3 separate regions of the Homo sapiens genome follow, and regions 1 and 3 are each linked to region 2. A link is a contact called in ENCODE Hi-C or POLR2A ChIA-PET data. All regions are on one chromosome and are shown on one strand. Each heading gives the region's core, a stretch centred on a gene start or an enhancer-like site at or near the end of the contact. The rest is flanking DNA. Distances are from core to core; before and after follow the strand shown.

What was found. Hi-C counts contacts between places; a loop is a spot of excess contacts on that map. ChIA-PET counts read pairs that join two places held with the same protein, here RNA polymerase II (POLR2A). Pooled maps may share reads with other maps.
Region 1: a map of B cell shows a loop between it and region 2 (5-fold over the local background). The contact joins the promoter of GEMIN6 here to the promoter of STRN in region 2. A Hi-C loop is called at or near these places in 3 of 168 maps with a recorded cell type or tissue (B cell, CD4-positive, alpha-beta T cell and naive thymus-derived CD4-positive, alpha-beta T cell) and 7 of 50 pooled maps.
Region 3: a loop to region 2 is called in a map of naive thymus-derived CD4-positive, alpha-beta T cell, with 13 times the contacts of the local background. The contact joins the promoter of GALM here to the promoter of STRN in region 2. A Hi-C loop is called at or near these places in 1 of 168 maps with a recorded cell type or tissue (naive thymus-derived CD4-positive, alpha-beta T cell) and 7 of 50 pooled maps. POLR2A ChIA-PET finds 5 or more read pairs at or near these places in 1 of 52 experiments (GM12878).

The regions. Positions count from the first base shown.
Region 1 is chr2:38,775,625-38,779,652 of GRCh38, forward strand. It overlaps GEMIN6 (gem nuclear organelle associated protein 6), which reads left to right and starts at 2,586. Exons shown (of 3, transcript NM_024775.10): 1 at 2,586-2,657; 2 at 3,348-3,494. The coding sequence starts at 3,367.
Region 2 is chr2:36,965,165-36,968,895 of GRCh38, forward strand. STRN (striatin) reads right to left here and starts at 1,372. Exons shown (of 18, transcript NM_003162.4): 1 at 1,066-1,372. The coding sequence starts at 1,299. RefSeq lists a silencer at 1,053-1,862.
Region 3 is chr2:38,664,100-38,668,216 of GRCh38, forward strand. GALM (galactose mutarotase) reads left to right here and starts at 2,015. Exons shown (of 7, transcript NM_138801.3): 1 at 2,015-2,252. The coding sequence starts at 2,063. RefSeq lists enhancers at 1,767-2,279, 2,280-2,792.

The sequences.
Region 1 (4,028 bases), core at 1,336-3,835, 1.8 Mb after region 2:
ACACACACACACACACGCACAAAGGCCAAAGTCTTTCGTTCTGGAGTATGGAGTATAGATTATAGCTTAAAATGAAAATGTACAGTTTGTTGGCGGGGCACGGTGGCTCACGCCTGTAGTCCCAGCATTTTGGGATGCCGAGGCAGGCAGATCACAAGGTCAAGAGATCGAGACCATCCCGGCCAACATGGTGAAACCCCTTCTGTACTAAAAAAATACAAAAATTAGCTGGGCATGGTGACAGGCGCCTGTAGTCCCAGCTAGTCAGGACGCTGAGGCAGGAGAATCACTTGAACCCAGGAGGCGGAAGTTGCAGTGAGCTGAGATCGTGCCATTGCACTCCAGCCTGGTGATAGAGCGAGACGGAGTCTCGCTAAAAAAAAAAAGAAAAGAAAATGAACAGTTTGTGACATGTTGGTTGTAACTCTTTTGGACTGAATTTTTACGAGTTCAAGTGTTTTCCTTCACACTGTGATAACAATTGGCACTTATATGAGCTCTTAGTAGATTTACAGAGGGCTTTAACCAGCAAAATCTAAGAATCCACTAAAACTACATTAATATAATCAGCCAATCATGCAACGAATAAAGGCTATGGGAAAGATTCAAATGATGACAATAAGAAAATATACTTTGAAGATTATATGGAACCTAAATCTCAAGGAGTAAGGAAAAAGCTGATACATTTTTGATGTTTTCTACACCTTTGTTTAATAGTGTTTTCATTTGGTTTTTGTAAATCTCCCTTGGTTTTTACATTTCCAGGAATTCAGCGTTTACCACCTTGTACCGTTTTTCAGTCCTAAAAAAGATTCTGGATCATGCCAGAAGCCAGTTAAGTGCGTGACCAGAAATCCGTAGCAGAAGCAAGTCTTTTGCACTTTTCCACTGGAGGGGTTTATAGAGAGTGATCTGCTAGACAAAATTCAACCCGGTTTGGTTCATTTCTTTCCAGCTTCTGCACCTTTCTCAAGATTGTACTGAGGGCACATCCCAAAGGAGCAGGCATTTTAATTGCCTATACAAGCCAAGCAAACAAGAAATACCTTGGCCGTGTCAGAGGCGTTGGAACCAGAGTGACTCCGTTTTGAGTGAGGGCTAGGAAAATGAGGCTGGGACTTGCTGGTCTGCATTCTCAGAAAGTTAGGCATTCCCAGCCTCTAGATGTTTACGGTTAAGGGAAGACATTAATAACGTTTACCGCCGGGCGCGGTGGCTCACACCTGTAATCCCAGCATTTTGGGAAGCCGAGGCGGGCGGATCACTTGAGGTCAGGAGTTTGAGACCAGTCTGGCCAACATTGCAAAAACCCGTCTCTACTAAAAATACAAAAATTAGCCAGATGTGGTGGTGCATGCCTGTAATCCTAGCCACTAGGGAGGCTGAGGCACGAGAATCGCTTGAAGCCGGCAGGTGGAGGTTCCAGTGAGCCTCGATCGCACCTTTGCACTCCACCTGGGTGACAGTGTGAGACTCTGTCTCAAAAAAAAAAAAAAAAAAAAAAAAGTTTACTAAACAGACCCAGACTTGGGAGTGTCCAGATATCGCAATACCTGGAGAACAAAGGCATTCCTAATTTTGCTTTAAAGATAATAGTATTGATGCTTGAAAAATATAGTAATTAAGAAAATTAATCCTTTATCATAAACCCTTGTAGCAGAGCGCATCTCCTCATACATAGGACTATTGTATCTAGGGTGGACACTTTCCTCTTACTTTCGGGAACATCCTACTCTGTCTATGGAGCAGCTGTTCTTTCACCACTTTACTTTCTTACTAAACTTGCTTTTGCTTTGCACTGCGGACTCGCTCTGAATTCTTTCTTGCGCGAGATCCAACAACTCTCTCCTGGGGTCTGGATCAGGACCCCTTTCCTGTAGCAACCCTATCGCTCTTCTCCACGGCACGTTCACCTCACATTCCTAGAGCTTTAGGATTTACTCTGAGGGTTCATGTGCTTTGATTCTAAGGCGAAAGTGCATTTCCAAGTCTACTATCATTGAGGACCTGGCACGAGCTTTTTCCTCTTTATTTATTTTTATTTTTAATTTTTTTGAGACGGAGTTTCGCTCTTGTTGCCTAGGCTGGAGTGCAATGGTGCGATCTCAGCACACTGCAACCTCCGCCTCCCGGGTTCAAGCGATTCTCCTGTCTCAGCCTCCTGAGTAGCTGGGATTACAGGCGCCCGCCACTAGGCCCGGCTAATTTTTGGTATTTTTAGTAGAGACGGGGTTTCACCATGTTGGCCAGGCTGGTCTCGAACTCCTGACCGGTTTCGAACTCCTGATCCACCCGCCTCGGTATCCCAAAGTGCTGGGATTACAGGCGTGAGCCACCGCGCCCGGCCGCTTTTTCCTCTTTAAAGAAAAAAAGATTATTTGAACTGTCCGTCGTGGCAATGGAGAGGGATAGCCTTAGAGGACATGGCGGTTCATTATTATTATTATTATTACAGAACAATCTTAGACTCTGTCCGCACCCTGCACTCTAGGTCCCGCGACTCTCAGACCTCCAAGTAGGACTACAAAACAGAGGTTTCTGGGGGAAGGAAGTGACGATCGGCGCAAAGCATGCTGGTCTCAGGCGGTCTCCGCTCAACGATCCTTCCTCAAAGCATGGTTGCTGAGTACCCAGAGTTGCGAGGAGTTTTTTAACTGGTATTTTTCTCGTTTGTCAGGGTTAAACGTTAAGTACCATTTGGTTTTTAGTACAGTGTTAGGTATCGTGTGGCTGCAGGACAGGACCAGAAATCTAAGCTCTAGAGCTGTAGCCGCTGGCCCTTCGTTTGTGCATCCTTCAAACAAATTTTAAGGGGCAGTTGTCATAAATCGGGGGAGCCTCTCGATGGCGGGATCCAGCGGAGACACAGAGCCAGAGAGCGCGTGGGTGGATATCAGGAGAGTTTTCTGGTTCAGTTGAGGAGTGGGGTGAACTCCTTTGATCGATGGAAGGAAAAGCAGAGTTGAAGGGTTTGAGCATCATCTGCAGGCCAGAGTGAAAGCGATTTGGAATGTGGTTGTGGATCGGAATAGACCTGTGCCAGATGAATTTCCTCAGACTGCACCCGCGGCAAATCGGTGACCCCTCTGCTTTAGGCCGAATTGTACATATTAACTATTTTCCTTTTCCTGATAAAAATTCTCAAGCAGCCTTTACACGTGTTCTTTTCCCCAACTATAGTATCAGTTCCTATCAGTACATGCATTAATACTTAATTGTATTAAGTTACTTATTACGAACTTGAGGCAAATCACAGATGTTCTCTGTCTCTAGGATAGGATGGAGATTAGGGATAAGACATTTGCTTACGTGGAACATATATTAACCAGCACTGGTGGTTGTTTCAGATTTAGCCAGGTGGCAATCATGAGTGAATGGATGAAGAAAGGCCCCTTAGAATGGCAAGATTACATTTACAAAGAGGTCCGAGTGACAGCCAGTGAGAAGAATGAGTATAAAGGATGGGTTTTAACTACAGACCCAGTCTCTGCCAAGTGAGTATGCATCCTACTTGCCTGAAATCTTGACACCCCTTTGTGCTGCCTGTATGTTATAGACAAACTAAGAAAGCAGATAAATGAAAAGCTAATTATTAATATTTTCATATAAGAATTTTTTGTTTGTTTGAGACAGGGTTCTACTGTCACCCAGGCTGGAATGCAGTGGCGAGATCTCGGCTCTTTGTAACCTCCACCTCGCAGGTTCAAGCGATTCTCCTGCCTTAGCCTCCCGAGTAGCTGGGACTACAGGCATTTGCCACCACGTCTGGCTAATTTTTGTATTTTTTGTGGAGACGGGGCTTCGCCATGTTGCCCAGGTTGGTCTCAAACTCCTGATCTCCAAGGATCTGCCCACCTTAGCGTCACAGAGTGCTGGCATTACAGGCTGAGTCACTGTACCCGGCCTACATATGAGAACTTAACTGCCTTTGAATCTAAATGCTGTTCTGACTATGGATTACCTTATCAGACCAGGCAACTTCATAGAAATTGGGCATAGAAATTATTCTTACTATATATATATATATA
Region 2 (3,731 bases), core at 122-2,621:
TAGCATTTTAAACTCAAGTGTTTTGCCAACTAAAACTATACTCAAATTTCATAAGTATACAGGCTTAGCCCGTAAAACAGAAAGGCACAACTATTCATAGTTCTTTAAGTTCCTTTTGAAATTGGTGTGTATGCCCTGGAAGTTTTAAGAACAACCACTGAAAACCTATTCACCAATTCTGAATGGCTTGTAAAGTATCAGCCTCACTTTCATTCTTTTCAGAGCCCACAGTTATCTCCTCCCTGGATATACTTTATCTTGCAGATTATGCAAGGCAATGTAACTAACTTCAAAGTCCCTTTAGTTCCTTTTAAAGCACAAGAAAATCTCCCAAAACACTGAACATAAAATTAACCCTTGGGAAGTTTCAGATTCTGAGAACAGGAACCACCTCTTAACCATTCTCTCTGACTGCGATCATCTAGGTCCTTCATTCAAAATGCATTAATTGGAAATACCTAAAAGAAACGTGGGAGGGGGCCGGGGGGTCGGAAGAAAGTGGAGAACAGACATTTACATATATAAAAAAAGGGATCTGATATATGAATAACACTTTTGCCCAACGTCAACTTCTCGCCTCGACTCAAGGCCTGACACAACTTCTGTTGTCTTCTTGATCACCTTCCTTGAAGAGAGGGGCCAAAGCCGGCACGTTCTGCGGAGACTGTCTCTAGACCTAGGAAGGGGCACACCAGGGCAGCGGACGATTTGCTCCGCGTCTCTCAAAACTACTGCCAGCCCAATTAGTAAACCGAGAGGGCAGCCCTGAGATGCAGGATGGCCAGAGAGTTGAAATGAGTCTGGGAGTTAAGAGTGGGATGGGGCGGACGAACAGGCGTGGGGAGGGTAAACAACGCACCAGGAGCGGGAGTGAGAACAGGGTCGAGGTGGGGTCAGCGAAAGGCAAAAGGCGAAGAGAAGAAGGGGACGGGGCTCCGGGTGGGATGGGCGGCAGCAAAGGGGGAGGGGACGCGAGAAGGCTGGGGGAGGGGGAGAAGGGTCCGGGGCGGGGCGGAAGGGAGCAAAGAGGCGGGATGAAGACGGCCAGGCCGGGAGGGTCTTTACCTGCAGCTCCGCCCGCTCCACCTCCCACTGGGCTCTCTCCACCTCGAAGCGGGCCCACTCGTGCTGCAGGAAGTGCAGGATCCCCGGGAGACTGTACTGGGCTCGGGCCGCCCCCGCCGCAGCCGCCCCGTCGCCGGCCGCGGCAGCCTCCGCCAGAGGCCCGAGCCCCTTGGCACCGCCGGCGCCCGGGTGGTTGTTGCTGAAGAAGACGCCGGGACCCGCCTGCTCGTCCATGGCGGCCGCAGATACCCGGGGAGCTGCCCCGGCGCCCAGCAGCGGAGGCAACAGCGGCGGCAAGCAGCGCCTCCTCCTCCCTCCGCCGCTCCCGCCCACACCCCAGTCAGCAGGGAGCAGCCTCCTGGGCGCGGGGGCCGGCCGAGCCCGTGACGGGCCGGGAAATGGGTCAACTGCGGCGCGCTGGCGGCCCGGGGCTTGCCGGGAAATGTAGTCGCGGGGCGGGGCGCGGGCTAGCGCGGCCCGGGCGGCCTGTAGGGCTGTGCCTCAGCTTGGGCGTGGCCTCGGGCCCGCCCCGCCCCGGCTCGCCGCGTAGGGGGCCGGCTGGGCGGGGAGAGCGGGTTTCCTCTGGGGCCGGCTGGGCGCGGGCGGGCGGGTCTCCAGTCTTCCTCGCACGCGGAAGTTCGCGGGCGGCGCACCCTGTTGCATTCAAAAACACACACACACACACACACACACACACACGGAAGTTGTCACGCCAAGATACCTGCCCGAGCTGCACATCTTTTAAGGCTTCCTGGCCGTTCTGTGAAGGAACAGGCTCAAAGCGAGCTACCCGGTGCGGCCGCGGGACCGGGGTTCTCCCGCCAGCTGCCCTGCGTGCTCTCGCTTCGGCTTCGTGTTCGGAGTTTCTCTCACCCTAGACGCTCCTCCATTCTGCCAATCTGCGGGTCGCTGTCGCTCTTGCCTTTCTCTTTTGACTCGAGGGGCTCAAACCTGTTACCTGACCAGTTTTCATTTCTAAGGAACGCCGATCACCTTTCTAAGACAACGCCGCAGCTTTCTGCTGCTGCTTCCAAATTGTGGTTTGTTGACAGCCCATCTGAAAAACTGCTCCGTTGAAGTTTCTTTCCCTTTGCAGTCCTCCTGCAGTAAATCCTGTAAAAGTTTTAGCATCCAATAATAGATGTTCTGTTATTTCGGTCTCATTTTTCCTATCTTATTCCCGCTGATTTTTACTCTACTTAATTGAACAAATATTTTGATTATCGGTTTTCTCTTGCGCTGGGAATATTAAGATAAATGACATCGTTTCTGTCATCAAAGATTGGCGTATAATCAAATATCACAAAGGCTTAATTTAAAAGCTACACCACCTTGAAAAAGCAAGTTCCCTTTCTGCTCCCTAGCGCGGTCTTAGATATCCTGGCCCCTCTCCGTTTTCACTTGTCCTGTTCCCAGTTTCTTTCACGATTCACCTGCCAACTGGCAACAGCATCCGCCTACCAAAGGTACACCAAAGTCCTTTCAAGTTACTCTCTGTAAATATTTGCCTTCTCCGAAGTCTGACAATATGTCACTATAAATTCACACTACAACAGTGGCAAAAAGGAAGGCCCCTGAAAACAATTTAACAAATGCAAATGAAATTAAGCACTTATTTTGTCACCCTAACAAGTTATCTGAAATTCTTACGTTTTGTAGGACGTACTTGTGGGTTATCAGACTTGATGGCCATGAAAAAATGTAAAGATCTAGGCTGCTGAGTGACATGTCAGGGAAAGACATCCTGTCCCTGTCCTCTCTCCCCTCCCCCCCTTTCCCATGGCTACTTGCAGAAAGGACAGGAAACACATTGTGTCTGCTCTGGTTGCAAATAAAGATGGAGAACTCTCTTCTCTCGCTTAATTAATGTTTCTGCTTTATGAATTCATTCTTTATTATCATCAAAGATTGATCCAGGCCTGGCCAAATTCCCTGTGCCATAACTTATTTTGGCTGTCAGTGTCCTTTGAGATACAGCCCAGTCTTCTCATTTACAGCTCAAGGAACTAAATTCCAAAAAAATTGAGACTTGTCAACAATGAGGCCTTGAGTGAGACGACATATCCGACAATTCCTTTAAGTCAATTCATAGCAGACACAAAATGTAATTAAATGTATAGATAATCTGGACTACCACACATATACAAAAACTATTTTAATTCGTAGTTCAACTTTATTACTCACAATACTTTTTTTGCTTTACGAGGACTCATTTACATTTTGGCCAGGCGCCATGGCTCACGCCTGTAATCCCAGCACTTTGGGAGGCCGAGGCGGGTAGATCACTGGAGCCTGGGAGTTGTGGGCAGGAGGCAGGAGAATAGGGTCTGGAGGCAGGGAACGTAAAGTAGATTCAGGCTGACTACCTAGAACTGAATCAAATGGAAATACTTCAGCTATAACAGGAAATGTCCTCTCCACTTACATAGGGCGCACACCAACTAAATGACGTTGTAACTTTACTTCATCCTCTTCATTTACATAGGGCGCACACCAAGTAACCAGTGGAAACCTCTAGAGGGTATTCAAACCCCAGAAAATTCTGTAACGGGACTCTTGATCCCCTATGCTCGGGCCTGCCCCTGCACTGTGGAGCCTACTTTCATTTTCAACAAATCTCTGTTTTTGTTGCTTCATTCTTTCCTTGCTTTGTGCGCTTTCCCCAA
Region 3 (4,117 bases), core at 765-3,264, 1.7 Mb after region 2:
TATGAGTGTGATGCAGTCTATAATTTGACTTGTTTGGGTCTTTTTATTATTATACGTTGAGCTTCACTGAAGCCTGTTGCAAGCTTTTTTATTTTTCCTTTGCTATCAGAATTCTTCTGCTTCATGATGGAGAATTGAGGCTTTATGGCAAGAATGCTAAATATACCTTAAATTACAGACAGAAGAAGCTGAGAGATAGTTATTATGTTTTATTAGCATCTGATTCCAGGCACATAATCCCAATTCTCATAATTTCCTAATCAAAGATGCATTTCATTTCTGCACTCACCCCAGTCTAGTTGGATACCCTCTGAAGTACCCAGGAACCAAGCCAAGAGCAGTATCAAGAAAAGATAGATGATTATGCAGATGGCTTGAGTAAAACTTGTCTTTAGGCTCCCAGCATCCTCCCACTTCCTAGGCTCAGTACTCCTCTAAAGTTGCCAGACTTAGCAAGGAAGTACATAGGTGCCTGTATGTTATCTCATTAAGGCCCTTAATAGCTTTATCTTAATCCTTCTGCCATCAGAGCCTATTTTTTTGGGGAAAAAAATTCAGATTACTCATCAAGCCTTAGAGCAATATTTCTCTAAATCTGGTCCCAGATAATCTGCAGAAGAATAACTTGGGAACATGAAAAATGCAGATTCCTGAGTTTCACCCTAGACTTCCAGAATTAGAAATTCCAGAGGTGGGGACTGGGAATATGCATTTTAAATGTCCTCAGCAAATTCTGAGACACAATCAAGCAAGACAATTATTTAATAACCTTAGTGTCTTTCCTCTCCAACTGTACATACCTGAAGACTCCATCCTACTTGTAGAAAAGGAGATAACAAAGGTTCAGTACCTGGCATTTACAAGGACCTCAATCAATACTTGTTCCCTGAATCCCTTCTTAAAGGAACTGTGGACTTCAGGAGCCAGAAGACACCAGAGGTCCCTTTCCAGTCCCTTGAAGTAAAATAAGTCTGAGGCTGTCTCTAATCACCTCCGCACACCGAGGGCCTAATCCATCTACCTGACCCTGTCTGGTCCAAGCTCCTCGAGGCTGGCACAGCTTTGGCCGTCAGGAGAGCCTTCTGGGCAGTGGCTCTAACAGAACCATGTCCAGGACTTCATCCGTGGGACAAAAAGAGTGAATCTTCAGTAAGTCTGTGTGCAGAGAAGCCTGAGATGATTTACCTCATTTCTAAGCTACTACTGTACTTTGTTGTTGTTGTTGTTGTTGTTTTGAGACGGAGTCTCGCTCTGTCACTCAGGCTGGAGTGCAGTGGCGTGATCTCGGCTCACTGCAAGCTCCGCCTCACGGGTTCACGCCATTCTCCTGCCTCAGCCTCCCGAGTAGCTGGGACTACAGGCCCCCACCACCACTCCCAGCTAATTTTTTTTTTTTTTTTTTTTTTTTTTTTTTTTTGTATTTTTAGTAGAGGCGGGGTTTCACCGTGTTAGCCAGGAAGGTCTCAATCTCCTGACCTCGTGATCCGCCTGCCTCGGTCTCCCAAAGTGCTGGGATTACAGGCGTGAGCCACCGAGCCGGCCAACTACTGCTGTACTTCTTACCCCCTGTATCAAAGAGTTAAAATCTAATTTTTTCCCAAGATCGGTCTCACTGTAAGTCTGCTATCTGTATTTTCCCATTCTTCGTCTGATAGCCACCGACATTAATGACCAGCTCATTACATGTTGAGGTGTGGGGAGATGGGGGTAGAACCCCGTCAACCCAGGATTCGAGTTTAGAAAGACTACAAGCCCCAAAATGCAATTTCACCTCCCAAAAACTACCATTCCCAACATGCAATGCAACCAGGACGAGCCAAGGAAAAAAAGTACAAGTGTGGCTGCAAAGTTTGCCCCTCTTGTTACCCTCAGGCAAATGATTGATTTAGAAAGGCCCCAGGGGCTATTTTTTGCAGGAACGGTCACTCCCTAAATCCAGGCAGGGAAAGGGAGGAGTCTGAGCCGAGTCACGCCCCTTCTCCTGTAAACTTGGGTCGCCTCTAGCTTAGCGAGCGCTGGAGTTTGAAGAGCGGGCAGTGGCTGCACACGCCAAACTTTCCCTATGGCTTCGGTGACCAGGGCCGTGTTTGGAGAGCTGCCCTCGGGAGGAGGGACAGTGGAGAAGTTCCAGCTGCAGTCAGACCTCTTGAGAGTGGACATCATCTCCTGGGGCTGCACGATCACAGCCCTAGAGGTCAAAGACAGGCAGGGGAGAGCCTCGGACGTGGTGCTTGGCTTCGCCGAGTTGGAAGGTGGGTTGAACTGTGCCCTGGGCTGCGAGCAGGCCCCAGGCCCACGCTACATACCTCCCGGATCTAGCGGGCCACTTGCAATGCGAGGGACCAAGGGGGAAAGTCGCCTAGCTTGGGACCGTCTGACTTGCAAGCGCATGCATCATAGAGGGCCGTGTGGCCATCCAGCATTTGGGAAAAACTGTAATAAATAAACTATGGCAGTTGGCCTCTGGTTATCCGTTCAGGCTTTGCCCCAGTTAACGTAAAAGGTCAGCTGATGGTATGATACACTTCAGCGATCCTGGAGCGATCTTTGAACTGCCTAATCTTTGAACTGCCTGATACCTGGAGAAGGCTGGAGAGGAAAGAGCAGGCAAGAGGGGGTGTGGCTCCCACTTCTTCCCTTCTGAAGAAGGAAATTCAAATACTTGCCTCTTCTACTTCCTTCTTCCTTGATCAGATTCTCTTTGAGGCCTGGTTGTCTCAGAAATGCTCCACTAAGCTCAGTGGTTGCCTAGTACACCAGCTACCCAATAACCATTTAGGAACAAAATAGAGAAGACCAACTCAGTGTCTTCTCAGAGATCAGGTCTCCTACCAACTAGGATGGACTTTTATCCCAGAATCCATGGGCAATTAGGATCAGGCATTAATTAATACATTTGACAACTCTATTAATCCGATGACCTCATTAAACAGGACAGACAAGGTCCCCACTCTTGCGGTTTGGCTGGGGAGATAGACTTTAACTCAGTAATTGCATAAATAAAGAATGACAATTGCAGCTTGATTGCAGCAAAGGAAAATGTACATCATGCTCTCTTAGCACCATGGTGTAACTAGACAGAAAATGAGGTGTGAAATAAAGCTGGCAAAGGGAAACTGAGAGTTAATACTCTCTGCTCAGTGGTTGGGGCGTAGACAAATTCTGCTGGAGAGGAGGTTTGAGGTTTTCCTTTTGGTGTGTCATTCTGTCTGTTTGGTTCTTCCGATACGTAAGATATGTAACTTGGCTCATGGTTACATGTTGGCCAGACCAGCCTGGCCAGCATGGTGAAACCCTGTCTCTACTAAAAATACAAAAAAATTAGCTGAGCATGGTGGCACGTGCCTGTAATCCCAGCTAGTCAGGAGGCTGAGGCAGGAGAATAGCTTGAACCCAGGAGGCGGAGGTTGCAGTGAGCCAAGATTGCGCCACTGCACTCCAGCGTGGGTGGCAGAGCGAAACTCTATCTTAAAAAACAGAGAGCAAATTTCAATTCCTCAGGGAAAAAAACAAAACTCAGCTTTCTGTTGAACACCACCATGCCCGGCTAATTTTTTTGTGTTTTTGGTAGAGATGGGGTTTCACCATGTTGGCCAGGCTGCTGGCGGGCACCTGTAATCCCAGCTACTTGGGAGGCTGAGGCAGGAGAATCACTTGAATCTGGGAGGCGGAAGTTGCAGTGAGCCGAGATTGCGCCACTGCACTCCAGCCTGGGCGACAGAGTGAGACCCCATCTCAAAAAAATAAAAATATACTCTAACCTTTCCCTCTGCCTTTCTGTGTAACAGCTGACCATAAAGAAATTAAGACCCTCATTCCAGAGGGGTCCTGCCCCATACCCGGAGGAAGAAATGCTGCATGGGGAGGCCAAGAAAAATCTGAACACAGGCCTTGCCGAGTTTCCCCACTCACTCTATTAGCAACAGATCTTACCCTTTTGGTCCAATCATATTTCTACATGGCTGTCCATGTTCCATTGGACCTAAGCATAGAAATGGATTGTTTTCCTTGTATCTGTCGGTCTTCATTCTGAAAGCTCCCGTGTCACATAAAACTATAATCAAATAAATTTGTTTGGCTTTTTTATGTATTTTTTATTTTTTAGAGGTGGAGTCTC